Regions from separate parts of the Homo sapiens genome. Here region 1 is linked to region 2. A link is an interaction called in ENCODE POLR2A ChIA-PET data of the cell type or tissue named here. Cell type or tissue: MCF 10A. All regions are shown on one strand. Links, peaks and the distances in the headings refer to the core of each region. The heading gives the core; the rest is flanking DNA.

Evidence for each region. ChIA-PET counts read pairs that join two places held together with the same protein. Peaks named below come from ENCODE experiments on the same cell type or tissue, not always from the same donor. Only the 100,000 strongest peaks of a DNase experiment are listed, where the experiment ranks them.
Region 1: POLR2A ChIA-PET joins it to region 2 with 5 read pairs; 5 of 35 experiments call an interaction of 5 or more read pairs at or near these places.

Annotation. Positions count from the first base shown.
Region 1 is chr22:40,605,543-40,621,003 of GRCh38, forward strand. All of the region lies in intron 1 of MRTFA (myocardin related transcription factor A), which reads right to left. Among named protein-coding and RNA genes, the nearest start is that of MRTFA, 23 kb to the right of the region's middle. In MCF 10A, for the core only: no CTCF peak of the experiment used is centred there; no DNase peak of the experiment used is centred there.
Region 2 is chr22:40,440,416-40,455,876 of GRCh38, forward strand. All of the region lies in intron 4 of MRTFA (myocardin related transcription factor A), which reads right to left. Among named protein-coding and RNA genes, the nearest start is that of MRTFA-AS1, 74 kb to the right of the region's middle. RefSeq lists a silencer at 15,315-15,461. In MCF 10A, for the core only: no CTCF peak of the experiment used is centred there; a DNase peak (open chromatin) is centred at 9,416.

The sequences.
Region 1 (15,461 bases), core at 5,834-9,833, 160 kb after region 2:
CCGCAGGTAAGAGTTTTGAGCAGAGAAGTGATGTGATTCCATTTATGTTTTTAAGAAGATCATTCTTGTTACTCTGGAAAGAATGGATTGATCGAGAATAATTTTTTACCAAGAAGAATTTTAAATGAGTAAAATCAAAACATCAAAACTGATTTTGGCCAGGGAAAATCATCTCTATATTCCATTACCAACCTAAAATCTTTTAAATTGCCTTACTTAGTCCAGGCTTCATCTACAGTTTGGGTTGGGATTGTTTGTTTTAATGCTTACAACCAACATGTCATGCCCTCTGAGGAGGTTCCTGGGAAGCTAAAACAGGCCCACATGCCTGGTGGTTAGCATTCTTTTCATTCTCAAATTGCTAAAGTCAGATTAATTTTCATTTATTCATCTCCTATTCCACAATCAGCTTCTTGATTGAAAGGAAAGGAGTAAGGGACTTCCTTGAGTGTTTCAGGAGACAATAAACTCTACGGAAAATCTGATAAGGAATGTGATTATATAACCTTTCTTCCTCCTGCCAACTATGTTCCAGGTGGGGACTCCACTATGAAAGCAATTCTAATACTCCTATCCAAATCTGCCAGCTCTCAGAAAGCTGCCTAAAGCAAACTCATTTAATTCTCTCTGAAAAAAAAAAAATTCTCATTCCAAAGTCTGAACAAGAATAAATTTCTAGTAGTGTTTGTAATTGATAAGGAAAGGAAAATAAATTTCACCATCAATCTCTGGGGCATGTGGCCAAATAATCTTAATAAAGAAACTTAATAAAGTTAGTTATGCTCAAAGAGATTTTACTCAGTCATTTGAAAAACAGAATGGAAGGAGTAACAGGAAACAATGCCTACATCTGTTAAATACTCATGAGCTTTACATATATTTCACTTTATCTTGACCACACCCCAACAAGATTAAGTATATTTCCACTTTACTGATGAGGACAGAGCCCCAGGAGTTTACACTGTCTCAAGGTCACATAGCTATTAAGTAGCTTCCATGGTCCCATATGCTTTCCATTAGACAAATGTTTAAACAAAGATCTAAATTATAGAAATTCTTCCACATGACCAATGAACTAATAATAGGTAAGTTTTTGTTTGTGTGTGTGTGCATGTGTATATGCTTCATCTGGAGGCCTAATCACCAATTATAATTCTTTTCAGAGGGAAAAAGTGCTTAGGATTCCTCTTTGGAGACATCAGACCACCAGAAAGAAGCTCTGAAGACATAAGGGAGTTTGGTGGCAAAAGCTATCAGGTTATTTGTTCCTAACAAAGCCAAAGGAGCTCCTCTTTGAAGGCAGCATATAATTTCTGGGGCTAGCAGCAGTGACTTCCTAACAAAGGCTCTAGGGACTCATGTACAAAAATCATTATCAAGCTCAGGAGTGTCTTGTAAGTGATTTGGGGTGGTTACACTCAGCAACACATACATACAAAAATAACTATTTTGTTAACAAATAAAATCAAGTAAGATAGCATACATGAAAGCACCTAACAGTGCCTAACAGAAAACAGATACACAATAGAAAATTAGTTTCTTCCACTATCTGCTCAAAGTTATTTGTATGAAAAACAAGTAACTGTGCTGGGTGAAGCCATAACCTCCTTGCCCTCAAAGCCCAGCCAGAATGAGTTTGCATACCTGGTGTCACGTTTGCTAAGAACAACAGGTACACAAGGCCGGGTGCGGTGGCTCACGCTTGTAATCCCAGCACTCTGGGAGGCCGAGGAGTGCAGATCACAAGGTCAGGAAATCGAGACCATCCTGGCTAACACGGTGAAACCCCATCTCTACTAAAAATACAAAAAATTAGCAGGGCATGCTGGTGGGCGCCTATAGTCCCAGCTACACGGGAGGCTGAGGCAGGAGAATGGCGTGAGCCTGAGAGTCGGAGCTTGCAGTGAGCTGAGATCACACCACTGCACTCCAGCCTGGGCGACAGAGCGAGACTCCGTCTCAAAAAAAAAAAAAAAAGAACAACAGGTACACAACAAGCTACATATCAAAAATCAGAAATCTTCTCTTAAGGATTATTTTATTTCCTCCACGAATCAGCACCATAGCATGGACAGAAAGGTATCCTTAAAGCAAGCCTTCCCAACAGCTGAGCACAACACAACTCAGCAAAACCACCTAGCCATCAGTGCAATCTGCATTACAATCTGCATTCATCCATTTCTATGATCACTAAGCAATCATACATAGCCTGGCACATTACATCATTATTAAACACTCCACACTAGGGCAAACTATTCTTCAACTGTTCCAATTGTTTAACTTTTGAAATGGAATGATTTTTGCTTCAGAAAAATTCTTTAACATCAATTCTATTGTTTAGATGCTTCTGAGATTTAGACTTTGGGATTAACAATCTCCAATATAATTAAAGTTGAGATTGTCATGGTAATAATTCCTTCAGTTAATACAGTAACAACTGTAAGGATCAAATGAAAATCATAGACAGGCCATCAGGGGTCATCTTTTTGTTTTTTTCTTTGAGACGGAATCTCACTCTGTCGCCCAGGCTGGAGTGCAGTGGCACAATCTCTGCTCACTGCAACCTCCGCCTCCTGGGTTCAAGCGACTCTCCTGCCTCAGACTCCCGAGTAGTTGGGACTACACACCCGGCTACTTTTTTATTTTTAGTAGGGACGGGACGGTGTTTCACCATGTTGGCCAGGCTGGTCTCAAACTCCCGACCTCAGGTGATCCACCTGCCTAGCCCTCCCAACAGTTCTGGGATTACAGGCATGAGCCACCATGCCCGGCCTGTCATCTAACTTAAGGTCCTAATTTTACAGAGGAAACAACTCAGACCCAGAGAGGTTAGACAATTTGTTCAGTATTACGTAGCTGATTAGTGACAGATGAAAAATTTTAAACTTCAAGTCTACTGATGCCCCTTTGGCCAGGTGACCTTTTTAAATAATAGCTGCCACTTATGGGATAATTACAGTGCACCAGGTGCTGTAGATGTGACCTCATTTAATCCCACCACAATCCTATGAGGGAGGCACTATCAAATCCATTTTACAAATGAGGAAACCAGGACTCAACCTCAGGTCTGTTTGATGCCAAAGTCTTTGGTCTTAACCACTACACCATGCCTCCCTACTTTCCATTCATTCATTCATTCAAATACTTGCTAAGCAAGTATAATGTGTCAGGTACTGTCTGAGCCCTAGGGATACTAGTGATGAAGATGGACAAGGTCCCTGCTCTTCTGCATAATAAAAATAAAAGTACTTCAATATGAGGTACTTTTTTGTTGGCAGGGGGAACACAGTAATGTGATAATAACCACAGGGGCAGCACTATGTTATCCCTTATATATGAAAATACTAAAAATGTAAGATTACCACATCGCACCCATTAGAATGACTGTTATCAAATAAACAAGTTTTGGTAAAGATGTGGAGAAACTGGAACCCTTTACGTTGTTGGTAGGAATATAAAATTACATTTAGTTGGGCATGGTGGCTCATGCCTATAAACCCAGCACTTTGGGAGGCCGAGGCAGGCGGATCATGAGGTCAGGAGATCGAGACCATCCTGGCCAACATGGTGAAACCCCATTTCTACTAAAATACAAAAAATTAGCTGGTTGTGGTGGTGCACACCTGTAGTCCCAGCTTCTCAGGAGGCTGAGGCAGGGGAATCACTTGAACCTGGGAGGTGGAGGTTGCAGTGTGCTGAGATCACACCACTGCACTCCAGCCTGGGTGACAGAGCAAGACTCCTTCTCAAAAAAAAAAAAAAAAAATTACATTTAGCCAGAAAGTACATTTAGTCAGATATTGTGGCTTGAATTTGTAATCTCAGCTATTCAGGAAGCTCAGGCGGGAGGATCACTCGAGCCCAGGAGTTTGAGGCTATGGTGAGCTAAGACTGCATCACTGCCAGCCTGGGCAACAGAGTGAGACCCTGTCTCTTTAACAAAAAAAAAAAAAAAAAAAAAACACTTTAAATTTTTGATAGTGAAAAATGACTAACCAAGATTTTAGGCTGGGCACGGTGGTTCACATCTGTAATCCCAGCACTCTGGGAGGCCTAGATGGGTGGATCACTTGAGGTCAGGAGTTCAAGATCAGCCTAGCCAACATGGTGAAACCCTGTCTCTACTAGAAATACAAACAATTAGCCAGGCATGGTGGAGGGCACCTGTAATCCAGCTACTCGGGAGGCTGAGGCAGGAGAATTGCTTGAACCCGGGCAGCGGAGGTTGTGGTGAGTCGAGACTGCGCCACTGCACTCCAGCCTCAGAGTCAGAGCAAGACTCTACCTCAAAAAAAAGTAAACCCATCAAAGATAACAGGTATTTGAAATAATATATTCTGAAAGGCAGATAAACGTATGTCCTCTTTAATATATTAATTCTAGCTTGAGCGTAAGTACAAACAGTTCTAATCAGAGTAAAGAGGATAAATAGATCTTTCCAAATTAAACTATCAAGATTACACATACATGCAATTCCAAATGTCTGTTTCTTTTTTTTCTCTTTTTTTTTTTTTTTTTTTTGAGACAGAGTCTCACCCTGTTGCCCAGGCTTGGAGGGCAGTGGCGTGATCTCAGCTCACCGCAACCTCCACCTCCTGGGTTCAGACGATTCTCCTGCCTCAGCCTCCCGGGTAGCTGGGACTACAGGTACCTGCCACCATGCCCAGCTAATATTTTATATTTTTAGTAGAGATAAGGTTTCACCATGTTGGGCAGGCTGGTCTCAAACTCCTGACCTGAGATGATCCACCAGCCTCGGCCTCCCAAAATGCTGAGATTACAGGCATAAGCCACCATACCCAGCCTCTTTTTTCCTCATTCTTATATTCCTGTTAAATTTCTCTCAGTTCCTCTGATGTCTCAGCAGAGACAAACTGACTACTGTACAGGTAAAGGCAGTTCATTAAGCTCTCTTACTGGACTCAGATTGCTGCTGTAGGAACTGCCTCCTCTTAAATTTCTGAGCTATTATCAGACAGAAGCAGCTCTTAATCTCCTTGGCTTCCTTTTCAGGGGAATGTGCCAAGAAAAAGTGGGGGAGAAAAGACCTAGGTCCACAGTATCTCAAGTATTGTACTTTTTATCCATTATGGACTCTAAACACATATTATTCAGCTTCATACTAGGAATCCACCATCAATCTTCCTGGTTTTATTAAACTTGCTTGGCATAGATATATTAGATACATAAGAAAGAAAATATATCAATTAGGCGCAACTACTACCCCAGTGACACTATGACATAAATAGGGGAAAAAAAGTCTTGGAGGGAAAAATAAGTAAAAAAAAAGAGAAATAATAGAAGGGCATTAAAGGAAGAGGTGAGTCTGAAAACAAATTTGAGATTGGATGATTCATTTGTGTTCACCAAAGAGAGTTGTTTTCTTTTACTTTTTTTTTTTTTTTTTTTTTTTGAGATAGAGACTTGCTCTGTTGTCCAGGCTGGCAGGCAGTGATGCCATCTCGGCTCACTGCAACCTCCATGTCCCGGGCTCAAGTGATTTTCCGGCCTCAGCCTCCCATGTAGCTGGGATTACACGCGTGTGCCACCACGCCCGGCCGATTTTTTGTATTTTTAGTAGAGAAGGGGTTTCAGCATGTTGGCCAGGCTGGTCTCGAACTCCTGACCTAAAGTGATCTGCCCACCTTGGTCTCCCAAAGTGCTGGGATTACAGGCGTGAGCCACTGCGCCCAGCCTATTTTTACTTTTTATTTTTAGAGGTCTTGCTCTGTCACTCAGGCTGGAGTGCAGTGGCACAATCTTTGCTCACTGCAGCCTTGACTTCCTGGATTCGAGTGATCCTCCTGCTTCAGCCTTCCAAGTAGCTAGAACTAAAGGCACTCAAACCACCACATCCAGCTTTTTTTTTTAATTAAATTTTTTGTAGAGACATGGTCTTACTGTGTTGCCCAGGCTGGTCTCGAATTCCCAGCCTCAAGTAATCCTCCCACCTCAGCCTCCCAAACTGCTGAGATGACAGGAATGAGCCACTGCGCCCTGCCCAAAGAGAGCTGTTTCCCAAAGGAGTTTAGACTCATGCTAACTTTAACAATGAGCAAGGAGTTTGGAGCATGGGACAGGAAAGCTGTTCCATGAATTCAGGGCAGCTTGACCAAGGTTAGAGAAATGACAATTATCAGTACAGAATGATAACCAGTAATTTTTAAAGTTCTGTTTGAAGAAAAACAGACTAATTCTGCTTGATGACCTATAAAAGTCTACATTAGTCATAATCAGATTTCATGAAGATGGTACACAGCTATAGACTAACTACAAGACCAAGAAGCAATTTGGTTCTAGCAACTAAATTAAGTCAGTCCACTCATTGCTCAGACTCTAACTGGAAAGGAAGAAAAAAAACAAAAACAATTTCTATAGCTATACCAGAATATGTGGAAATGTTTTTGCTTCTTCTCATCTAAAAAGTTATGTACAGAGTCTGTTATTAAGCCTATGTTATTTTTCCACAGATAGCAGAGTACAAAGGCAAAAACCAAAGAAATGGTAGTTGAAACAGATTCTAAGAACAGCTTATCCAGCATTTGCTTTTATAAGTCAAATGTAAATTTCATATATAATCAACTGACATTTGTGTAATTCCTCACAATGAGCAAGTACTTTATTTAGGCAATGTAAATACATATGGTAGATACTCAGTAACTATTTGAATGAATGAATGATCTCATGCATACTCAAGAGACCACTTCCAGGAGAAACCAAAAAAAATTAACTCTCTAAAATGACTGCAGTTAGGAAACGGCAAGAGAATGAAGGATGAACTATCTTCCTGCAATGGGGCTGCAAGAAGGTACGTTATTCAGCCACTCATTCATTCAACAGAAATGTGAGGACCTATTACAAGTCAGGCACTCTTACAGTACACACATGTGTGGCAGTGTAGATTAGCTGTTAAGAACTGGCTACCTCAATCAAATTTGGCACGCAAACGTTTTTTGTTTAGTCCACAGAGTATTGACCTGGAGAGTACTTTTTAATCAACTTTGAAGTATAATTTGCATACAATAAAAAGCACACATTTTGAGTGTACAGTTTCAGTGAGTTTTGATAAGTGTATACTCTCATAAATCATCAATCTCAATCAAGAAAAAAAAACATTTCCATAAGCCAGGCACAGTGACTCACACCTGTAATCCTAGCATTTTGGAAGCCCAAGGCAGGAGGATCACTTGAGGCTAGGAGTTTGATACCAGCCCGGACAACATAGTAAGGCTCTGTCTCTACAAAACAATGTTTAAAACTTAGCTGGGTATAGTGGTGCATGGCTGCCCAGCTACTCAGGAGCCTAAGGTGGGAGGATCACTTGAGCACAGGAGGTCGAGCCTGCAGTGAGCCATGATCATGCCACTGCACTCCACCCTAGGTGACAGAGCAAGACCCTGGCCCAAAAACAACAATAACAAGGACATTCCCATCACTCTTCATATCCTTTGCAGTCAATATTCCACCCTTACTGCATCTAATCACCACTGATCTAATTTCTATGACTACAGGTTAGTTTTGCCTAGTGTAGAACTTCTTATAAATGAAATCATATAGTAAGTTCTCTTTTGTTTTCTTTCACTCAACATGTTTTTGAGATTCATTCACAGTGCTGCATGTATCCATAATTCATTCCTTTCTTTTTTCTAAGTAGTAATCCATTGTTTATTTATCCAACTTGTTTATCCATTCACCTGTTGATGGCATTTGGGTTGTTTCCAATTTTTCCAGCTATTGTGAATAAAGCTGCTATGAACATTCACATGGTTTTTTGTTGACTGTATGTTTTCATTTCTCTTGGGTAACAAACACCTAAGAGTAGTATTGCTAAATTGAATAAGTATATATCTAACCTTGTAAGAAACTGACAAACTTTCCAAAGTGGCTGTACCATGTCACACTCCTACAAGCAACAGGCCTGAACTACTGCTCTACATTCTCACCAATTCTTGGAACTGTCCATCTTTTTAAACTTTAGCCATTCTAATGGGAATAAAATGCTGTCTCACTGTGGTTTTAATTTGTATTTCTGTCCAGGTATGGTGGCTCGTGCCTGTAATCCCAACACTTTGGGATACTAAGACAGAAGGATTGCTTGGGCCTAGGAATTCAAGACCACCCTGGGAAATACAGAGAGACCCTGTCTCTAGAAAAAAAAAAATTTTTCCAGCCTGGCTGACATGGTGAAACCCCATCTCTACCAAAAAATACCCAAAAAATAGCCAGGCGTAGTGGCGCACACCTATGGTCCCAGCTACTCTGGAGGCTGAAGTGGGAGAACTGCTTGAACACACGAGGCAAAGGTTGCAGTGAGCCGGGATCGTGTGCACTCCAGCCTGAGTGATGGAGACCCTGTTTCAAAAAATAAAAAAATAAGCCGGGCGTGGTGGCTCATGCCTGTAATCCCAGCACTTTGGGAGGCCGAGGCGGGCGGATCACCTGAGGTTGGGAGTTTGAGACCAGCCTGACCAACATGGAGAAACCCTGTCTCTACTAAAAATACAAAAAAATTAGCCGGGCATGGTGGCGCATGCCTGTAATCCCAGCTACTCGGGAGGCTGAGGCAGGAGAATCACTAGAATCTAGGCGGCAGAGGTTGCAGTAAGCCGGGATCACACCATTGTACTCCAGCCTGGGCAACAAGAGCAGAACTCTGTCTCAAAAAAATAAATAAATAAATAAATAAATAAAAAATAAAAAAAAATAAAAAAATTTTATGTTAGCCAGGCATGGTAGCACCCACCTGTAGTCCCAGCTACTTGGGAGGCTAAGGTGAGAGGATCACTTGAGCCACAGAGGTCAAGGTTGCAGTTAACTATGATCACGCCAAAGCACTCTAGCCTGGGTGACAAAGTGAGACCCTGTCTCCAAAAAAAAAAAAAAATATTATATTTCCCTTGCAATTATGTTGAGTATCTTTTTACATGTTTTGGACATTCATAAATATTTTTTCTTTTTCTTTTGAGACGGAGTTTCGCTCTCGTTACCAGACTGGAGTGCAATGGCGCGATCTCGGCTCACTGCAACCTACGCATCCTGGGTTCAAGGGATTCTCCTGCCTCAGCCTCCCAAGTAGCTAGGATTACTGGCATAAGCCACCACACCCAAATGATTCTGTATTTTTAGTAGAGACGAGGTTTCTCCATGTTGGTCAGGCTGGTCTCAAACTCTCGACCTCAGGTGATCTGCCTGCCTCGGCCTCCCAAAGTGCTGGGATTACAGGCATGAGCTGCAGCGCCTGGCCCATAAATATTTTCTTCTAAGAAATGTCCATTCAAGTCTTCTACTTATTTTTTAATTGGGCCATTTGTCATATTATTAAATTTTTAAAGTTTTTTAAAACATATTCTGGATATATATAGCATGTGTAAATATTTCCTCCCAAGTCTGTGGCTTACCTTTTTAGTTTCTTATGGTGTCTTCTAAAGAACAGAAGGCTTTAATTTTAATAAAGTGCAATTTATCAATTTTTACTTTTATGGTGAGTGCTCCTTACACGTGCTAGAAAAAAAAAAATCTGCCTATGTCAAGGTCTCAAAGATTTAGTCCCATGATTTCTCCTATAAGTTTTATGCTTTTAGTTTGTATGTTTAGGTCTACAAACCATTTCAAATTAATTTTTATGTATCATATGAGACTGGGATTGAGGTTCATTTCTTTACATACAAATATCCACTTGTTCCAGCAATAGCTGTTAAAAAGACTATACTTTCCCCTTCTGAATTATGTTTGCGCTATTGCTGAAAATCAATTGACTATATATGTATGTATCTATTTCTGGACTCTTTATGGTGTTCCAATGACTGGTAAATACTGCATTGTCTTGATTACTCTTGCTTTATAACAAGTTTTGAAATCAAGTAATTTTGTTTGTTCTTCCTCTTGTAAATTGTTTTGGCTATTATAGGTCCCTTGTATTTCCATGTGAATTTTAGATTCAGAAAGTCAATTTCTCCCCAAAAAGTCCTGCTGAGATTTTGGGGAAGACACAATCTTTAGATTATTTGGGGAAGACTGGACAGCTTAACAATATTGGGTCTTTCAAATCATGCAGATGGTATATCTCCACTTATTTAGGTCTTCTTTAACTTCTCTTGGCAATGTTTTATAATTTTCAGTGTAAAAGGTCCTATATTTTCTTTTCTTTTTTTTTTTTTTCTCTTTTGAGACAGGGTTCTGTCACCCAGGCTGGAGTACAATGGCATAATCTCAGCTCACTGCAACCTCTGTCTCCTCAGTTCAAGTGATTCTCCTGCCTCAGCCTCCCGAGTAGCTGGAATTACAGATGGCCACCACCATGCCCAGCTAATTGTTGTATTTTTAGTAGAGATGGGGTTTCGCCACGTGGGCCAGGCTGGTCTTGAACTCCTAACCTCAAGTGATCTGCCCGCCTCGGCCTCCCAAAGTGCTGGGATTACAGGCGTGAGCCACTGCACCCGGCCAATATTTTCATTTAATTATTTCATTAAGTTTATTATTTCATTATTTTTATCAGATTTATCCCTAAGTATACACATTTTTAAAATTTAAATTGTTCATCAACATTTTAAAATAAAGAAAATTCACAATTTAAAAATTCCAGACTTCTGGCTTCTTTTTGAAAAGAAATCAGAAGATCAGCAATTCAAAGTCTACACTCCTTCATGCCAACAATATACTAGAACTAACAAGTGGATACCTTAGAGCATGTACTCTTCAATTTGCCACAGTTCCTACCACTCTTTATTAAAACCCATGATATACCCAATACCATTCATTTAAGGCACCTGCTTGGAGCCTACAGAGAGCAAAAGGCTTGAGGGAAGAGGAAAGAGCATGGTATGATTAGATATGCATTTTAAAACTCTGGCTTCAGTGTGGAGAATTGACTGAAGGGAGTTAGAGAGAATGACGGACGGAAGAAAACCAATTAAGCATTTATTTAATTGGTTTAACTGGAAATAGGGTGGCTTAGACTAGCTAGAGTAGTTTTAGTGGCAGAGATAAGAAGGTGACAAATGAGGTAATATTTATGGAGTGATTATCAACAGAAATGGATAATGGAATGGACGTGAGGAGGAAAAGGGAGATGCCAAAGATTCCCCTTCAGGTTTCTGACTTATGTTAACAAGGTAGACACAAGTGCCATTTACAGAAATGGGGAACGTTGGAGCCAGAGCAACTTTAGCAGTAGGAAATGAGGATTAAGAGTTCACTTTGGAATGTAAATTTGAGATGTCTGTGAGCCATCCCAATGGAGATAGAAAGTGACTAACATTCAAAAAAGATGGAGTAGCTGAGCACAGTGGCTCACGTCTGTAATCCCAGCACTTTTGGAAGGCTGAAGCAGGCGGATCACTTAAACCCAGCAGTTCGAGCCCAGCCTGGGCAACATGGTGAAACAAAAAATATTCTACAAAAAAATACAAAAATTATCTGGGCATGGTGGTGCACACCTGTAACCCCAGCTACTTGGGAGGCCAAGGTGGGAGGATTGCTTGAGCTCCAGGGGCATAGGTTGCAGTGACCTGAGCTGGCATCACTGCACTCCAGCTTGGATAACAGAGTGAGCCTCTACCCCAGAAAAGAAAAGCAAGACGAAAGAAAGAGAGAGACGAGAGAAGGAAGGAAGGAAGGAAGGAGGGAAGGAGGGAAGGAGGGAAGGAGGGAGGGAGGGAGGGAGGGAGGGAGGGAGGGAGGGCGGGCAGGGAGGCAGACAGGCAAAATGATGAAGATACACATTTGGGAATCATTGTCATGTAAATGTTATTTAAAGCTATGGGACTGGATGAGGTCTCCTACAGAGAGAGAAAACAAAAGGATTTAAGGCTGAGTCTTGAGAAAATCTCACAAACGGAGGCCAAATTGAAAAGGAGCTAGCAAAAGAGACAAAAAATGGCAGGTGTGGTAGAAAGAATGGCCTAGCCAGGCGCGGTGGCTCACGCCTGTAATGCCAGCACTTTGGGAGGCCGAGGCCGGTGGATCACAAGGTCAGGAGATCGAGACCATCCTGGCTAACACGGTGAAACCCCGTTTCTACTAAAAAATACAAAAAATTAGCCAGGCGTGGTGGCGGGCGCCTGTAGTCCCAGCTACTCGGGAGGCTGAGGCAGGAGAATGGCATGAACCCGGGAGGCGGAGCTTGCAGTGAGCCGAGATCTCACCACTGCACTCCAGCCTGGGCGACAGAGCAAGACTCTGTCTCAAAAAAAAAAAAGAAAAAAAAAGAAAGAAAGAATGGCCTAGCCATTAGGAGAATAATGTCCTACAAAAAATCAACTATGTCAAATGCCACTTGAGAGGTAAAATAAGAATTCAATTCATTCATTCATTCATTTATTCAAAAAGTACTTATTAACACCTACTACATGCCAAGTACTGTTGGTGTTGAGGATACAGAAATTGACAAAGTCCCTGCCCTTGTACAGACGATCATCTAGTGGGAAGAGACGGACAACAAACAGATGAATGTCAAGTGGTAATAAGTCTTCTGGAGAAAAGTGAAGCAGGATAAGGGGAGTAGGGAATGCCAGGGATTGAGGAGTAAGGTTGTTTTTTGTTTTTTTTTTTTGAGACGGAGTCTCGCTCTGTTGCCCAGGCTGGAGCACACTGGCACAATCTCGGCTCACTGCAAGCTCCACCTCCTGGGTTCACGCCATTCTCCTGCCTCAGCCTCCCGAGTAGCTGGGACTACAGGTGCCCGCCACCACGCCTGGCTAATTTTTTGTATTTTTTTTTTTTTTTTTTTTTAGTAGAGATGGGGTTTCACCGTGTTAGCCAGGGTGGTCTCAATCTCCTGACCTCGTGACCCACTCGCCTCGGCCTCCCAAAGTGCTGGGATTACAGGCATGAGCCACCAGGCCTGGCCACTTTTTTATATATGGTAACCTCTCTGATAAGGAGACATCTGAGCAAACATCTGAAAAAAGTGAGGAAGTAAACCATGCGAAGGGAGAGAGTATTTCGGGTAGAGGGAACAGCAAGCACAAAGACCTGGCAGATGCAGGAAAAGCAGGGAAACCAATGGGGTTGCCACAGAGTAAGCAAAGGGAGGAGTGGCAGATCTTGAAACAGACTTTAGCTACTATTAATAACTGGAGAACAGATAATAAGAAATCAAGGGCAGAAGCAGAGAATGCACTTCAAAAGAAGATATTGCAGGCCGGGCATGGTGGCTCACGCCTTTAATTCCAGCACTTTGGGAAGCCAAGGCAGGCAGATCACTTGAGGTCAGGAATTCAAGACCAGCCTGGCTAACACAGCGAAACCAGTCTCTACTAAAAATACAAAAATTAGCTGGGTGTGGTGGCTCACGCCTGTAATCCCAGCTATTTAGGTGGCTGGGGTGGGAGAATCTCGAACTCAGGAGGCAGAGGTTTCAGTGAGCCAAGACTGCGCCACTGCACTCCAGCCTGGGTGACACAGCAAGACTCCTTCTCAAAAATAAAAATAAAAATAATAATAATTAAAAATATATATATATATATCAATAATCCAGGCAAGAAATAATAATGATGGTGTGATGGTCAGTTTTATGTGTCAGCTTGACTAAGCTACAGTCCCCAATTATTCAACCAAACATTAATCTGAAGTGTTGCTGTGAAAGTATTTTGTAGATGTAACTAACATTCATAATCACTTGGCTTTAAATAAAGGAGGCTGTCCTAGATAATCTGGATGGGCCTGATTCAATCCACTGAAAGGCTTTAAGGGCTGAGTGTGGTGGCTCACAGGAAGTGAAAACTAAAGTAGAGAAAATCTGTGTTGTTGTATAGAGTACATATACTTTTATAAACAGAATGTTGGTAAAAATATGAATGTTAAAGGTACTCTTGACAAGCACTCAGAAGGAAATGAGGAACACGTTATTGGAAACTAACAGAAAGACGATCCTCGTTTTACAGTAGCAGAAAGGTTAGCTAAATTGTGTCCAACAGTTGTATGGAAAGCAGAATTTTTAAGCAAGGAATTTGGAAATTTAGATTCCCAAGCAACATACTGAAGGTACAGCCTGGTTTCTTCTTGTTATTTGCAGTAAAACATAAGAGGAAAAATTAATAGGAGAAATGTTAAACAAAAAGAAATTGGCCGGGTGCGGTGGCTCACACCTGTAACCCCAGCACTTTGGGAGGCCGAGACGGGCGGATCACGAGGTCAGGAGATCGAGACCATCCTGGCTAACACAGTGAAACCCCGTCTCTACTAAAAGTACAAAAAAATTAGCTGGGCGTGGTGGCAGGAGCCTGTAGTCCCAGCTATTCAGGAGGCTGAGGCAGAAGAATGGTGCAAACCTGGGAGGTGGAGCTTGCAGTGAGCCGAGATCACACCACTGCACTCCAGCCTGGGCAACAGAGCGAAACTCCGTCTCAAAAAAAAAAAAAAAAAAAAGAAATCAGTACTTGATGATTTGGGAAATTCTCAGCTTACCTGGATCACAAAAGATTTATTTATTTTTGGAGACAGAGTCTCACTGTCTCCCAGGCTGGAGTGCAGTGGCGTGATCTTGGCTCAATGCAGCCTCCGTCTCCCAGGTTCAAGCAATTCTCCCACCTCAGCCTCCTGAGTAGCTGGGACTACAGACGCATACCACCACACCCAGCTAATTTTTTTTTTTTTTTTTTGAGACAGAGTTTTGCTCTTGTTGTCCATGCTGGAGTGCAATGGTGCGATCTCAGCTCACCACAACCTCCACCTCCTAGGTTCAAGTGATTCTCCTACTCAGCCTCCCGAGTAGCTGGGATTACAGGCATGCATTACCACGCCTGGCTAATTTTGTATTTTTAGTAGAGATGGGGTTTCTCTATGTTGGTCAGGCTGGTCTCGAACTCCCGACCTCAGGTGATACACCCGTCTCAACCTCCCAAAGTGCTGGGATTACAGGCGTGAGCCACAACATGCAGTCTTTTTTTTTTTTTTTTTTTTTTGTATTTTTAGTAGAGACAGGGTTTCACCATATTGGCCAGGGTGGTTTTGAACTCCTGACCTCAGGTGATCCACCTGGCTTGGCTTCCCAAAGTGCTGGGATTACAGGTATGAGCCACTGCACCCAGCCAACAAAATATGTTAAAATTAGGAAATTCACTGTTAAGAAAAGCATGCTGTGGAGAGAAAGTCAAGCATGTTGCAGGACAACCTCTTAGTCATGCTGAAGGGATCAGGAGTGTGACTCATGAATTCCTTCAGCCAACCATAAGCAGAAGGTAGGAATGGAGATGGGATTATCCAGAAAAGCTCTATAGAGAACCCTCTTGTCTAATGACAAGAACCCCCAAAATATACATAGGAGACCCACAAGGTTTCTAACAATGTTATATCAGCAGAAACACTGTCAACTTGGACTGAAAGGACAAATAAAGAATGAAATAAAGGAAGGCTGTTGGCTGGATGTGGTAGCTCACGTCTGTAATCCCAGCACTTTGAGAGGCCAAAGCAGGAGGATAGCTTGAGCCCAGGAGTTCAAGACCAGCCTGGGCAACAAAATG
Region 2 (15,461 bases), core at 7,617-11,616:
GTCAGTTTCTCTCAGTCCCTGAGTAGGCCAGCTTAGTCTGTGCTCCTCTTTCCTCATTTTTAATTCTTCTCTCTGATAGCAGATTCAGCAATTTCAACAGCTACTTCTGCCAGGTGAAAGGAGGAGGGAGCACTGGCCCCTCTTCCTTCAGGTTTGTGTCAGGACTTCCTGCTGGGTGTCTCTCAGTTCATCTGGGGAGAGGCTGGAGTAGCCACAGCAAGTGCTCTTGGTGCACTGGGGTTTGAGGTGGAGAGGGCAACTCCTGTGTGTGTCCCGCCAGCTTTGTTAAAAGCCACCATGTGGAGGGTAGCCTAGTGAAGGGATGTAAGAGTGCTACAGGTTAAGCCCTGGGCTTTCTTGACTGTAGGAGCAAATGACAATGGGGAGTCAGATCACCTCAAGTTCCATGCCAAGGAGGTAAGACACGAGGAAGCAGAAAATAGGTTTCCAAGTTTAGGCCTCTGCCAATTGAAGAAAAAAAGGACTTAAAGTTACCCCATAAATGTGTGTCCAACTACGAGGGCTGCATTCATCTTAGACTCCATCTCCCCTCTCCCTGCTACCTTAATAGCTTTGCTAGGAGGAGCCAGCATATTACTCAAAACTGCATTTTCCCAGACACTCCAAGAAAGCAGTCTCTAGAAAGAGAAGCCCCCAAAGACCAATGCAAAGACAAGAGTCATGTGTGTTTATAAGAATATATATATTCAATATCAGAGGGTAGTTCTCGATCCTTTCCTGCTGCCCCAGGAGCTGGTTCCATTGGAGCTCTTGTGTGGCTTTGTGTGAACAAAGGAAGTGTGCAGAAAATCCTGAAAGGAAAAATAAGCAAGCTCCCCAGAGAAAACAAATGAACAGAAGTGGCCAAGAGGTGTGCCATTCTTAATCACAGTTTCAGTTCTAGATGTGGACCCCGCCCCTGGCTGGCTACAACTACCAATTAATATTTTGTTCCCTCTTTCCAGCACCCATTTTCTTTCTCTCCTAACTTGTTTGCTGCCTAAATTAAATGAGGTCATTTGTCAATTAAAGATATAAAAGGTGAAAAACTGTTTCCACTTAATTTTTAAATACATACTGGCATCCAGGCTGGGCGCAGTGGCTCACGCCCGTAATCCCAGCACTTTGGGAGGCCGAGGCAGGTGGATCACCTGAGGTCAGGAGTTCGAGACCAGCCTGGCCAACATGGTGAAACCACCCCCCACTACTAAAAATACAAAAATTAGCTGGGCGTGGTGGTGCGCGCCTATAATCCCAGCTACTCTGGAGGCTGAGGCAGGAGAAATGCTTAAACCTGGGAGGCGAAGGTTGCAGTGAGCCGAGACCGTGACACTGTACTCCAACCTGGGTGACAGAGCAAGACTCCATCTCGGGGGGAAAAAATATATACATGTATGTATGTGTATATATATATATACACACACACACACACACACACACTTTCACACAGGCATCCAATATATAGCAAAGGAGGAGCTCAGTGCTGTGCTCAGTGTGTCGACACAGATGTGTGATGACAGCGCAGGGGCCCCAGGGCCAGAATGGTCTTGATTTAATCTGGCACTGAAGAGTAAGTATGAAGACTCTTAAAAACCAACCTACCTTGGTAATTTAGGACATCAAGCCAACACTTTTCCCTTGCCAGCTCCAGATTTACTTAAACAAGTAGGTAAATGAGTCTTCTAGGATTCACAAGCAGTTCTAGAAATGCCTCTGAGCAAGGAATGACAACAATTCATTATGAAACCTCATTTCCTCATCACTATCATGAAGGAATATGTATTAAGTGTCTAGGTCTGAATGTTGCTTTATTAGGTGTTATCGTAATAAAAATGATGGTTCCTATCTCTGATAATACGCCAGAAGCTCACCAACAATTCTGTAACCAGAGGAACTCAAAGGCTATGAACATAATACACTTAATAGAGGTCACTGGAGTGCCACAGTCCAAGCAGCCCTTCTTTCAGGCAAGCCTGCTGGGTTTCTTTTTCCAGTGTGGAAGCAGGGAGCATATACACAGAACATCAATGAGGGCTACATGTGTGTATAGGAATAAACCCATTTAACAAACGAGGTAGAAACTAGAAATATTTCCATCCATCCATCCCTCCATCTGCCCGCCCACCCACCCATCCATCCATGTATCCAATAAGCAGCCCTTAAGTAAGCACTATGCCAGTCACTGAGGATAAGAATATACAGATGGGGTCCCAGTCCTCAAAAAGATGATGGTCTAGTGGGGAAAAGAGACAAATATAAGATGGAAGTAAAACAGTAGTGGTAATTTAAGGTGCTGTAAAGGACAAAAGAGGCAAAATTTAACCTGGGGGAACAGTGTGTAAATGAATTGAATAGGAACACCAAAGCCAGACAAGGAAGAGTGGGGAGATAGCTGAGGCTAAGGAAGAACTAGAACACAAACATGAAGGTATAAAAGAACAAGGCAAGCTCAAAGAACTACAAGTAGTTTGATATGGTTGAACCAAGGAATTCAAGTGAGGATAATGTGGCTAGAAGAATAAGCTGGGCCCACTCCATTAAGAACTTTAATGGGCTAGGCACAGTGGCTCACACCTGTAATCCCAGCACTTTGGGAGGCCGAGGTCGGGGGGGATCACTTGAGGTCAGGAGTTCGAAACCAGCCTGGCCAACATGGCAAAACCCCGTCTCTACTAAACAGACAAAAATTAGCCGGGTGTGGTTACGCACACCTGTAATCCCAACTCCTCAGGAGGCTGAGGCAGGAGAATTGCTTGAATCCAGGAGGCAGAGGTTGCAGTCAGCCAAGATCATGCCACTGCACTCTAGCCTGAGCGACACAGCAAGACTGTCTCAAAAAAAAACAAAAACAAAAACAAACAAAAAAAACTTAATGTACTACTGTAGAGGCTTCTGCTTCAGATGGGGTAGACATTTTTCTGTATTTTTGTCACTAAGTACTAGTTAAAACTCTGAACATTCTATATGAAACAAGCAAAAGTAGATACTGTAAGGTGGAGAGAACTAGCTAGGGACCATGGGACCCAAAAAAAGAGACATGGTGGTAAGTTCCCCACCCCCTCCCTTTTTTTTTCTGCTTCATATATCCAGGCTTAAAGCTGAAGATGTTGGCAACCCAAAAATGCCAATGGGTACAGACAAAAAAAAGCCCTAGCAAAATATGTTCTCTCTAGCCAAAGGATTAGGAAAGGGCAGCCCAGCACAACAGAAAACTTTTAGATACTTGTTCTACTCCAAATACCACAGAAAAAAATGGTGGTCTCATTCCCACCTCCCCCTAAAGGCCAAGTTAGGAATCTAGACTTCCATCCTTGCAAGGGTGTAATGAGATGCCCCAATACCCTTGGCTGGGGTGGTGTCAGAAAGGGCCAAGTAGGAAGCTGCTTTCATTCCCACCAGCCAGTAACAAACACCCCTCCCTATCTGGCATTCATAAGGCACCTCTCCCAGTCCCTGCTGGATGATGTCAGAGGAGGGCTGGTGGAGAGCCATGACTTTCGCCACTGCCCAGTGGTAACAGCATGCACCCCCACCATGGTGTGCATACAGACTACATTGGGAGCTGGAACTCTCGCCCCGAATGAGAAGTCCCTCTCCTACCACCAACTCAGATGTCAGTGGCTGCCAAATGAGGAACCTGAACTTCTATTTCCACCTGGTCATAACGAGATGGCACCATCCCCACCTTCCCTACTGAACCAGATTCAAAGGGTCAGCTAAAACAGGAAAGAACATACAGAGACTCCTAACATATTACAAACATATTACAGCAGAATAAAGGAGACAAAGGAAAGATTCGGTGAACCAGAATACAGAATAGAAATACCTAATCTGAACAACAGAAAGAAAAGAGACTGGAGAAGGGAAATAAAAGAACAGAGCCCCAGGAGCCTGTGAGACTTTAATAAAAAATCTAACATTGTGTCACAGAAGTGATGAAAGAGAGGAAAAAGAGGGTGGGGCTGAAACAGTTCTTACATTAATTGCCGAAAACTTCCCAAATTTGGCAAGATATGTAAGTCTACAGATTCAACAAGCCAAGTTAAACCCCAAATAAGATAACTGGAAAAAAATTTATAGTAACATAAGCCATAATTAAACTTTGGAAAACTAAAAGAAAAAATCTTTACAGTCAGAGAAAAACAATTTGAATGACAGCGTATTTCTCATCAGAAACCATGGAGCCCAAAGGAAATGGCACGATATTTCTCACGTGCTATTAAGGATTGCATCCTGAGATCGACGTGTAGCCACCACATTCATCAGAGAAGGGATATGTGGCAAGGGAAGGATATAATCAGAACTGCATGGAGGTGGGCAGGGGAGTTGCTTCTGACTTGATGTTTTATGTTTTAAAAAAAAAAAATGAGGGCCTGGTGCAGTGGCTCACACCTGTAACCCCAGCACCCTGGCAGGCCAAGGCCAGTGGATCACTTGAGGCCAGGAGTTTGGCACCAGCTTGGGCAATGTGGCGGCACCCACTCTACAGAAAAATTTAAAAACTAGTCAGGCATGGTGGCAATCACCTGTAGTCCCAGCTACTTGGGAGGCTGAGATGGAAGAATCGCCTGAGCTGGGGAGGTCCAGGCTGCAGTGAGCCGTGATCACACCACTACACTCCAGCCTGGGCAACAGAATAAGAGCCTGTCTCAAATAAATAAATAAAAATTATCAAGAATACACCTGGTGACTGCCATATATTAATTTCATTACCCCCAACATACACACTCTCACAACTCCCTTCCCTCCCTCAATTTTGCACTTTTCAAACCTACAGAAACACTGAAAGAACAAATAATGAACAGCTTTATAACTCTGACCTAGATTGACCAGTTATCTTTTAGCCATATTTATTCTCTTTCTCTCATATACCGTAATTTTCTTCACTTATGGAATCACTTGAAAGTTGCAGATATCAGTTATGACATTTTACCCCTAAATTCTTCAGTGTGCATTTCCTAAGAATAAGGACATTTTCTTACATAACTAAGATACTTTTATCGCACCTGAAAAAATTAATTCAATATAACCTACAGTCCATATCTGAATTTCCTCAATTGCCTCCAAAATGTTCTTTTATAGCTGTTTAGATTTTTCCCCCAAGCCAAGGGGTTTTTTTTTGTTTTGTTTTGTTTTTGAGACGGAGTCTTGCTCTGTTGCCCAGGCTGGAGTGCAATGGCACAATCTCGATGGCGCAATCTCGGCTCACTGCAACCTCCACCTCCTGGGATCAAGCCATTCTCCTGCCTCAGCCTCCTGAGTAGCTGGGATTACAGGTACCCACCACCATGCCCGGCTAATTTTCTGTATTTTTAGTAAAGACGGGGTTTCACCGTGTTGGTCAGGCTGGTCTTGAACTCCTCACCTCGTGATCCACCTGCCTTGGCCTCCCAAATTGCTGGGATTACAGGCGTGAGCCACCACACCTGGTCCCAAGATTTAATCAAGAATCATGCACTGCATTTGGTTGTTGTCAATTTGGTCACAATCTAGAACAGTACCCCTACCTTTTTCATTTTCATGACACTGACTTAAGTATCTAAGCTGTTTGTCTTGCACAATGTTCTGTATTCTAAATTTGCTTCCTCATGATTAGATTTAGGTTAAACATTTTTGGCAAGAAGAAAACATAGGTATATGTACTTCTTAACATCAAGGGGCATATGTTATCAGGCTGTATAACCAGTGATGGTGCTAAAAGTTTGAAAGGTGACACCAGATCTGTCTTTGTAATTAACACATAATCTATGGGGTATCATTTTGATGCCACGTGAAAATCCTGTTTTCCCACAACTAACTGCCTAATAACAGTTTTAGCATCTACTGATGATCCTTGTCTGAACTGATTTTTACAAAATTGATTTTTTCAATAAAATTGCAAAATAGCAAGGACTGCATTTTTATGATCACTCTAGTAATGTTCAAGAGGCCACTTAAAAGAACAAATTGGAGTGACTGGGTGAATGGTTGTGCTATTAACACTCCTGGACAGGTGATCCAGGGCGAGTAAACTTAGGGAAGTGGGGGAGAAACTGTGTTCTGTCTTGGAGAATCACAGAACTCAAGGACAGGCATGAAGAGAGCCCACCCAGCACAGGAATCTGAGGAGGGCCACAGAGGCAGGAGGGGAGGAGGCAAAGCTATTACCCCAAGTAAGCTTCAAGAAAAAGCCTGTAGACAGAAAGACAGAGAGACACTAACAGTGGGGAAGTCAGGCAAAATAAGGCTTATAAAGTTTCCAGAGAATCACTTATGCTTAGGACATAGCCAGTGGTCTCAGAGCTATGCCAGTGGATTGGTGGAAGCACAAACTTACTGCAACAGATTAAAGAGTGAATAAGAAGTGAGAAAGTGGAGTCAGAGGTATGTGTCCCCTAAGAGGTTACTTACAGATGTGCTAACAGTTCATTACTCATTCATTCTTCCAATAAATATCTGCGAGCCTACATGTGTCGGACCCTGTTTTAGTGTTGGGTTATTCATGTTTTCGTGGAGCTTATACTTAATTGAAGAAAGATATACATAAAACAAACATGTAACACAGTAGGAGGCAGTATATGCTATGAAGAACTATAAAGCAAGTTATAAGTGACAGTGATGGGGTGAGGTCATTTTATATGGAGTGGTCAGGGAAAGACTTTCTGATAAGGTGACATTTGGCTGGGGGTGGCAGCTCATGCCTGTAATCCTAGCACTTTGGGAGGCCAAGGCAAGCAGATCGCTTGAGGTCAGAAGTTCAAGACCAGCCTGGGCAATATAGTGAAACTCCGTCTCTATGAAAAATACAAAAATTAGGCATGGTGGCGCGCACCTGTAGTCCGATCTATTTGGGGGAGCCGAGGCAGGAGGACTGTTTGAGGCCAGGAGGTTGAGGCTGTGATGAGCTAAGACTGAGCCACTGCTCTCCAGCCTAAGTAACAGAGTCTTTGTTTCAAAAAAAAAAAAGAAAAAAGAAAAAAAAAGTGACATTGGAGGAGAGATGTAAAAAAAGGGAGTGAGCCCTGCAGTCCTCTGGGAGACAGCCCTCCAAGCAGAGAACAGCATGTGGAAAGGCTCTCAGTGGGATCCTGCCTGCATGGCATCAAGGAGGCCAGGGTGGCAGAAAACAAGAAGAGTGGGTGGAAACACAGGGAGACAAAGCCACACAGGACCCTGTAAAACTGTGAACTATAATGAGAAGAAATAAAGTAGAATGGTGCCTGCGAACCTTGACACTGACAAAAAGGCTTCTGAGGTAACATAAATAAACAGGTTTGCTGAAAATGGTCTCCTTGTTTTCCCCAATAACCTCCACAATGTGTTAGAAATTACCTCACTTCAGCTTCTCAGTACTTACTATTTTCCACATTTTACAGTTGGGAAATGACTTTCCTGAGATCACATCCTAATCAACTACAGAATGAACACTAGACTCTGGTTCTTTTGATTCCAAATCTTTTTATTTACATATATTTCATCAAGAGGTGGCAGAAGGTAAAGGAGTATAGAAAACGAAGTGTGTGATATGCCCGGTGTGGTTGTAATTCCAACACTTTGGGAGGCCAAGGAGGGCATATTGCTTGAGCCCAGGAGTTCAAGCTAGCGAGACCCCATCTCTACAAAAAAATTAGCTGGGGCTGGGCGTGGTGGCTCACGCCTGTAATCCCAACACTTTGGGAGTACGAGGTGGGCGGATCACGAGGTCAAGAGATCAAGAGCATCCTGGCCAACACGGTGAAACCCCATCTCTACTAAAAATACAAAAATCAGCTGGGTGTGACGGTGCACGCCTGTAATCCCAGCTGCTCGGGAGGCTGAGGCAGGAGAATCGCTTGAACCCGGGTAGCGGAGGTTGCAGCGAGCCAAGATCACACCACTGCACTCCAGCCTGGGCAACAGAGCGAGACTCTGTCTCAAAAAAATAAATAAATTAGCTGGGTGTGGTGGCACACCCCTGTGATCCCAGCTACTCGGGAGGCTGAGGTGGGAGGATCACTTGAGCCCGGGAGGCAAAGGTTGCTGTGAGCCAAGATCACACCACTGCACTCCAGCCTAGGCAACAGAACTAGACCTGTCTCTAAATAAAAAACCCCAAGATGAAACAAAATGCATGATGGGTTACCAAATAAATAACAGACAACAGTGATTTTAATCTAGTCTTTCACATTTGGCCATCTTTTCCTAGCTATTCCTTTGGAAATAAATGCTGCCTTGTCATTTTCTCTAATATTGGCAATGAGACAGCAGGGAAGGCTTCAGATCTAACCTCAGAAAATGTCAAAGGGGCACAAATTCTCCTATTTCTTTTCCCTTCAGCACAGCAGAAAAGAGAGTCACTGTATAATCAAACTCCATCCAAAGTTAACTGAGTCTTTTGCCACATCCTTTGGCCCTAGCATTAGTTTCTCATACAGCTTTAGGCAGTTAACTGACTTGCCAAAAATGACCAGCGATATGGTACAAAGCTATGAGAGAGGCAGGCAAGCCAGGCTTTTCCGAGCATTGGAGATGAACGCTCAGAATTTTTCTGTACCCAGTCATCTTATATGCAAAAGCGTCAGCTGTCTTAGAAATCTGCCATTAACTCTCAGCCGGGCGCAGTGGCTCACGCCTGTAATCCCAGGACTTTGGGAGGCCGAGGCGGGTGGATCATGAGGTCAGGACATTGAGACCATCCCGGCTAAAATAGTGAAACCCCGTCTCTACTAAAAATACAAAAACAATTAGCCGGGCGTGGTGGCGGGTGCCTGTAGTCCCAGCTACTCTGGAGGCTGAGGCAGGAGAATGGCGTGAACCCAGGAGGCGGAGCTTGTAGTGAGCCGAGATTGCGCCACTACACTCCAGCCTGGGTGACAGAACGAGACTCGGTCTCCAAACGAGAAAAAAAAAAAAAAAAAGAAAAGAAAAGAACGGAAATTTGCCATTAACTCTTGAATCATGGGGACAGGGCAATCTTCTACTTCAGAACTCTTGGGAAGAAGAGAATAAAAATATTCTGTGCCACACTAAAAATGAAAAGGGGAAAGAGGCCAGCAGTCCACAGCCCAGGGTTTCTCCAAGTGTAGTTCAAGAATCATTTGCATGAAAATGTCTGTGGTGTGCAAGAATCTCTTGGAATGCAGATTCCTAGGCCTTAAGAATAATCTTTAGTAAGCTCTTTGGGTAATGCTAAAGCCACTAAATTCGGAAAACATTGCTTCCCTAATCTAACAAAGGCAAAGAAGAGGTGAGAAAGTAAGAATTTTATTTGCTTATTCTCTAATACCAGGTGCTGATTAAAACTACACTTAGTAAAGAAGGACTTGCTGAATTTTCTCAATAGCTTGATTCAAAATGTCAATTCTGTTGGCTGTGTGGGTAAAGAGTTTTAATTTCCTGGACTCCTTTCAGGATCATTGCAATGCATATTTTTCTGGGAGTCAGAGAATCTGGGCTTTTTGCCATCTTCCTCACACCCTGGCTAGGGCTTAATTCAGATGGGATGGATTCCACACCCTGATATTTTTATCAGGGGCATGGTAGTCACCCAATGGAAAGCAGCTACAGAAATGTAGTCCTTGGTCTTAGCACCCAAAAGGTGAGGAGCACAGAGGTTCACTGGTAGTGCAGGGAATGGAGAGGGTCCCTCACACACTGAGTGACAGAAGAGGTTGGCTGTGTCACTGGTATGTAAGGGTTGACACTAGCATTAGATAGGATTTTTCTTAGGATTCCATATCCGGGTAGATCAGAATCTCTTAACCTAGAGCACACTGTACCCACTTTAGAGCAGCTATAGATCCCTGGAACTATGTGAATTTTAGGTGCTTGCTTAGACAACTCTGAGAGGATGTGGAAGATTCCCTATGAAGAATATATGGCACAAAAGAAATCAAGAACCTCTGATGTACCAAAGGGTTATTATGACAGAAGAAGAAAGATGCCCATGGCCTTCAAATGAACAGCAACCTGAAAGCACTTGTACTGAAGCGCTTACAAATGACACTTCCACCACCTGATCTCACCAACTATGGATCCTGCTTTGATGCTGTTTTCAATTTTCTTTTTTTTTTTAATAGTGTATTTATTTATTCATTTTTGAGATGGAGTCTAACTCTGTCGCCCAGCCTGGAGTGCAGTGGTGCAATCTGGGCTCACTGCAGCCTCCATCTCCCAGATTCAAGTGATTCTCCTGCCTCAGCCTCCCAAGTAGCTGGGATTACAGGCGCCTGCCACCACAGCTGGCTAATTTTTTTTTTTTTAAAGTAGAAACAGGGTTTCATCACATTGGCCAGGCTGGTCTCAACCACCTGACCTCAAGTGATCCACCCACCTCAATCTCCCAAAGTGCTGGGATTACAGGCTTGAGCCACCACACCCAGCCTCCTCAATTTTCAAAGATTTTTTAAAGTTGAAATTTTGGCGAAAGCATAGCAGGCTGTCATCACAAAAATTCCAATGTGGACAAGAACCAGTATAAACTGTGACTTTCAGGAATTAGCACAGGGTTTGTAGCCAGAAAACCCGGATTGGGTCTGCCTATCTTTCAGTGCCCGTGTAACCTACAGCAAGTCCCATGACCCCTCTGAGGCTCAGTAGCCTCATCTGCAAAATGGCAATTATACTAACTGCTGCACTGGGTAATTATTAGCATTAAAATGAAAGTGCTTTGCCATCTGCTAGAAGCTATGTTAAGTTTAAGGGCTGTTACTGATGTAGCTTTTTTCCTTTATTACCATTCTGGAAGAAACAGCAGGTATATGGAGTCAAATGCTGAGAGCTAATTGGACCGGGCTTGACTTCCATTTTTTGTCTTTCTGTTTTTAGCTGACACACTAAAAATGCCTACAAAAATCCTTTAACAAAGACCATCAACCAAAGAGTTGTCAACAGTTCGAGAGACTGACCATGATAAATGAGCACCAAAATTAAGTTCATGTGAATCAATGAAAGCATTTGGGTGGCGGGGTGTGGAGAAGGGACTGCATATTCTGGGGCAAGCAACGATCCAAACTAGCAGTCATAAAGGGTTCTTCATACACATCCTGTTTTGGTATGCACGCTTGCCACCACCCGTTTTGGCACCGGCTATCACCCCCACCCAAACCAGCAGGAAGACCAACTCCCAAGAATGAATGTAAGAAGTGGAGACGCAGGATGCTCAATCTTTTCCTTCCCAAGAGTGCAAACTGTTCCAGCGTCTCCTGCTCTTGACCCACTGATGGTCAAAGAGGCTCAAGACTGAGACAGGTGAGCACACAATCTCATTTAGCACGAGTATCGACACAGGGAATTCCAAAAGGTTAACATACCAGTGGTCAAATATTTTGAATCTGACCTTCTAGGCTTCTCTTTGACATAGGCCAGGCATGTTTATATCTAGCTTTCATACCACAGCCCAGTCTAAGACCCTGGATCAGTCTATTTTCACTCCAGTATACTTTTTGGCAAAGTGCAAACCAATTTTTTTAAAAAAGCTACTGCCTCTTTCTGAAGTCCCCATAATCAATACGTCTAAGTGATCTGTTTAGAATACAAATTCCAGGTCACCTGTGCCCTCCTGCAAATAACATCCCACCTGGCTGAAGTTTTTTTTTTTTGGTTTTTTTTTTTTTTTTTTTTTTTTTTGAGACAGAGTCTCACCCTGTAGCCAAGGCTGGAGTGCAGTGGTGTGATCTCGGCTCACTGCCACCTCTGCCTCCCAGGTTCAAGTGATTCTCCTGCCTCAGCCTCCCGAGTAGCTGGGACGACAGGCGCGTGCCATCACACCCAGCTAATTTTTTGTATTTTTAGTAGAGACAGAGGTTTCACCACGTTGGCCAGGATGGTCTTGATCTGTTGACCTCGTGATCCACCTGCCTCGGCCTCCCCAAGTGCTGGGATTACTGGCATAAGCTATCGCGCCTGGCCTGAAGACTTTTAAATCACCACCATCATCAGTTATCTATCAGGACTCCCCTTGGGCATGTGATTAAGATGTGTATTGTTCAGGTAAAATAGTTGAGTAGTACCTACAAGTGACGTTATAACCTTCTTTTACTCTTGATAAGAAGTTAGCCTTGGATATCTCAGATTCTTCAATAACCAATTATTAATGAAACTTAACACCTGCTGTACTTTTTAGACATCAAACTGTAACAAGAACTCATATCAAAAAGACTACTTTCAGCCAGGCACAATGGCTCATGACTGTAATCCCAGCACTTTGGGGAGGTCGAGGTGGACGGATCACCTGAGGTCAGGAGTTCGAGCATGGTGAAACCTCGTCTCTACTAAAAATACAAAAATTAGCCGGGCGTGGGTGGCAGGCGCCTGTAATCCCAGCTACCTAGGAGGCCGAGGCAATTGCTTGAACCCAGGAGGCAGAGGATTCAGTGAGCCAAGATTGCCCCACTGCACTCCTGCCTGGGCAACAGAGCAACACTCCGTCTCAAAAAAAAAAAAAAAAAAAAATGATGACGACTACTTTTTATGGCCTATTCAACACAGCTCATGGTTGGATTCTTCTTCGGACCGAACCATGAATACACTCAGAACATGAACACACCACTCACTGCAGAGTATTATTTAAGGATTTGTTGGCAACTGGCCAAGAAGGAGGTTCTATGCTAGTCACTGATCACTGAGGTAGAAACACACTCTACAACAGCAGAAGCGAGACAAGGATGTTGACACAAATGCAACGTAAAATGCCTGGGACTGATGTGCCTTCTCCTGTGATAAAAGAGAAGATTCCTGAAGCCACATACCTAACACAATTTTCTCTCAGCTTCAACTCTAGGGATCAGGTCAGCCTCACTTCTGGAAAACATGTTTCACTGTGATGTTTATCAAATGCAACTTAAACTAGGGATTCAACTACAATTACACAGTCACATTCCTGTAGTGAGGACACATCATCTCACTAGGTAGGGTTCTCTGCCTCTTAAAGAATGAAAAGATAAGGAAACGATCACCAAATGGGTTACACCACCATATCCTGCAACTGAGCTCTGACGGAAGCGGGAGTCCGAGGGCACTGACCGGACTGGGGCAGAGGGCCAACTGCAAGGTTTGGGGAAAGCCTTTTCTGGGCTCCTATTGGAAAGGGGCACTGGGTGGATCATAGCCAAACTTCTTTGACACACAGGGGCAGCAGTTGAGAGATGATCACACAGAGCTTTCAGTAACTCCCAAATGGACTAGAGCGTATGAGAGATGATAAAGGCCCAGAGAGAGAGGATTTGCCCTTGCCTTAGTCCCCACCCAAACTCACTCACTGATGAAGTATCCACTGAGACTTAATGTCTTTGATAGTGTAACACTCCACTTAAAAGCAAACAAGTGCTATTTTCTTGAAACCTACAATTTTAGTTAAAAAAAAAAATTGTTAAAAAAAATAGGAGTGGGGATGGAGGACAGATCACTCTCAAACCAGACCCTCATCTGCCCTGGAATCACTACTGCATTCCCACTGGTAAACATTTCTGTCTCTTGGTAAGTTGCCCAGAAATTTAAAAACATTTCTAACACAGCCACTTGTTTGTTTGCTTTCAAGAGAAAGAGGTTAAAAAGAAACATCTACTCCCAGGAAGAGGGCAAGCTCATAAAATGATAGTCCTGCTAATATATGACCAAAAGGAGAATGATCTTAACAGAGTAGTACCATGCTGACTAGTGGTTCTTTGATTTCTAACAATTTATAGCAATTGTCTTTTAATCCACTGATAGGAAAGAAAGTAAAATTAAGAACTGTATTTATTGGAAAACAGTTCCTATTCCTTTTGGGTGGGGGTGTGAGGGAGGCAGGGTCTCACTCTGTTGCCCAGGCTAGAGTGCAGTGGCACAATCTCAGCTCCCAGGCTAAGCGATCCTCTTGCCTCAGCCTCCTAAGCTGTGACTACAGGCACTTGCTACCACATCCAGCTAATTTCTGTATTTTTTGTAGAGATTAGATTTCGCCATGTTGTCCAGGCTGGTCTCAAACTCCTGAGCTCAAGCAATCCACTCACCTTGGCCTCCCAAAGTGCTGAAATTACAGGCATGAGCCACTACACCCAGCCCAGTTGCATTCCTAAATACTAGTTTTGACATAACTTAGAGGTAGGTGTGTGTGTGTGTGTATATTAAAGCTGCTTTCATAGTCACAACATCAAGATGGTGGATCCAAGCTCCTCCATTCTTAAATGAGAATATTACTTCCTACATTTCAAAAGCACGAACAATACATCATCTCATTTGATCTCCAAACTCACTCTGTGGGTAAGTTATCACTCCATGGGTAACTAATTCTGTGAGTAACCTTTAAGATGGGTTATTATCCCAACTATATGAAACTGGGAGTTCAGAAAAGTTACTGAGTTGCCCAAAGTCTTCTAACTCCTAAGTAACAGAGCAAGGTCTAAGACTCTCTTTCTTTTGTTCGTATGCATGTATGTATATATTTGTGTATTTATCTTGAGACAGGGTCTTGCTCTGTCATCCAGGCTGGAGTGCAGTGGCATGAACACAGCTCACTGCAACCTTGACCTTCTGGGTTTAAGGCTCAAGCCATCCTCCTGTCTCAGCCTACTAAGTTGCTAAGGCCACAAGCATGTGATATCATGCCTGGCTAATTTTTAAAAACTTTTTGGAGAGATGGGGGTCTATCTTGCCCCAGCTGGTTTCAAACTCCTGGGCTCAAGAGACCTTCCTGCCTTGGCCTCACCATGTGCTGGGACTGCAAATGTGAGCCACTGTGCCTGGCCTAAAACTCCACTTTCTAATACAGTAGCAACTAGCCAAATGTGACTATTTAATTAGAATAGCCACATGTGCCTATTTAAATCTAAATTAATTAAAATTAAATAAAAATTAAAATTCAGTTTTTCAACTCAAGTATGTTCAACAGCACATGCGGCTAATGGTTAGTCTTATAGAAATAGTTCTATCTTCACTTAACATACTATTGGACAGGGCTGGTCTAGCACCTAGTTCTTTTGAATTCATAACTTGGAGAAAAGATCCCATGGCGGCCGGGTGCGGTGGCTCACACCTGTAATCCCAGCACTTTGGGAGGCTGAGGCGGGCGGATCACGAGGTCAGGAGATTGAGACCATCCTGGCTAACACGGTGAAACCCCGTCTCTACTAAAAATACAAAAAACTTGCCAGGCATGGTGGCGGGTGCCCGTAGTCCCAGCTACTCAGGAGGCCGAGGCAGGAGAATGGTGTGAACCCGGGAGGCGGAGCTTGCAGTGAGCCGAGATCGCGCCACTGCACTCCAGCCTGGGTGACAGAGCCAGATGCAGTCTCAAAAAAAAAAAAAAAAAAACATATGGAGTGGAGGGTGAGGAGTGGGGTTAGTGGGAGTCAGCAGGATGACAGGGTGTCGGGGTGGCAGAGGATGTTGGAGATTACAACAGGAGTTGGGGGACACAACAACAACAACAAAAAGATCCCATGGTATCCCAGTATGTATGTATGTATGTATGTATGTATGTATGTATGTATGTATTTATGAGATGAAGTCTCACTCTGTCGCCC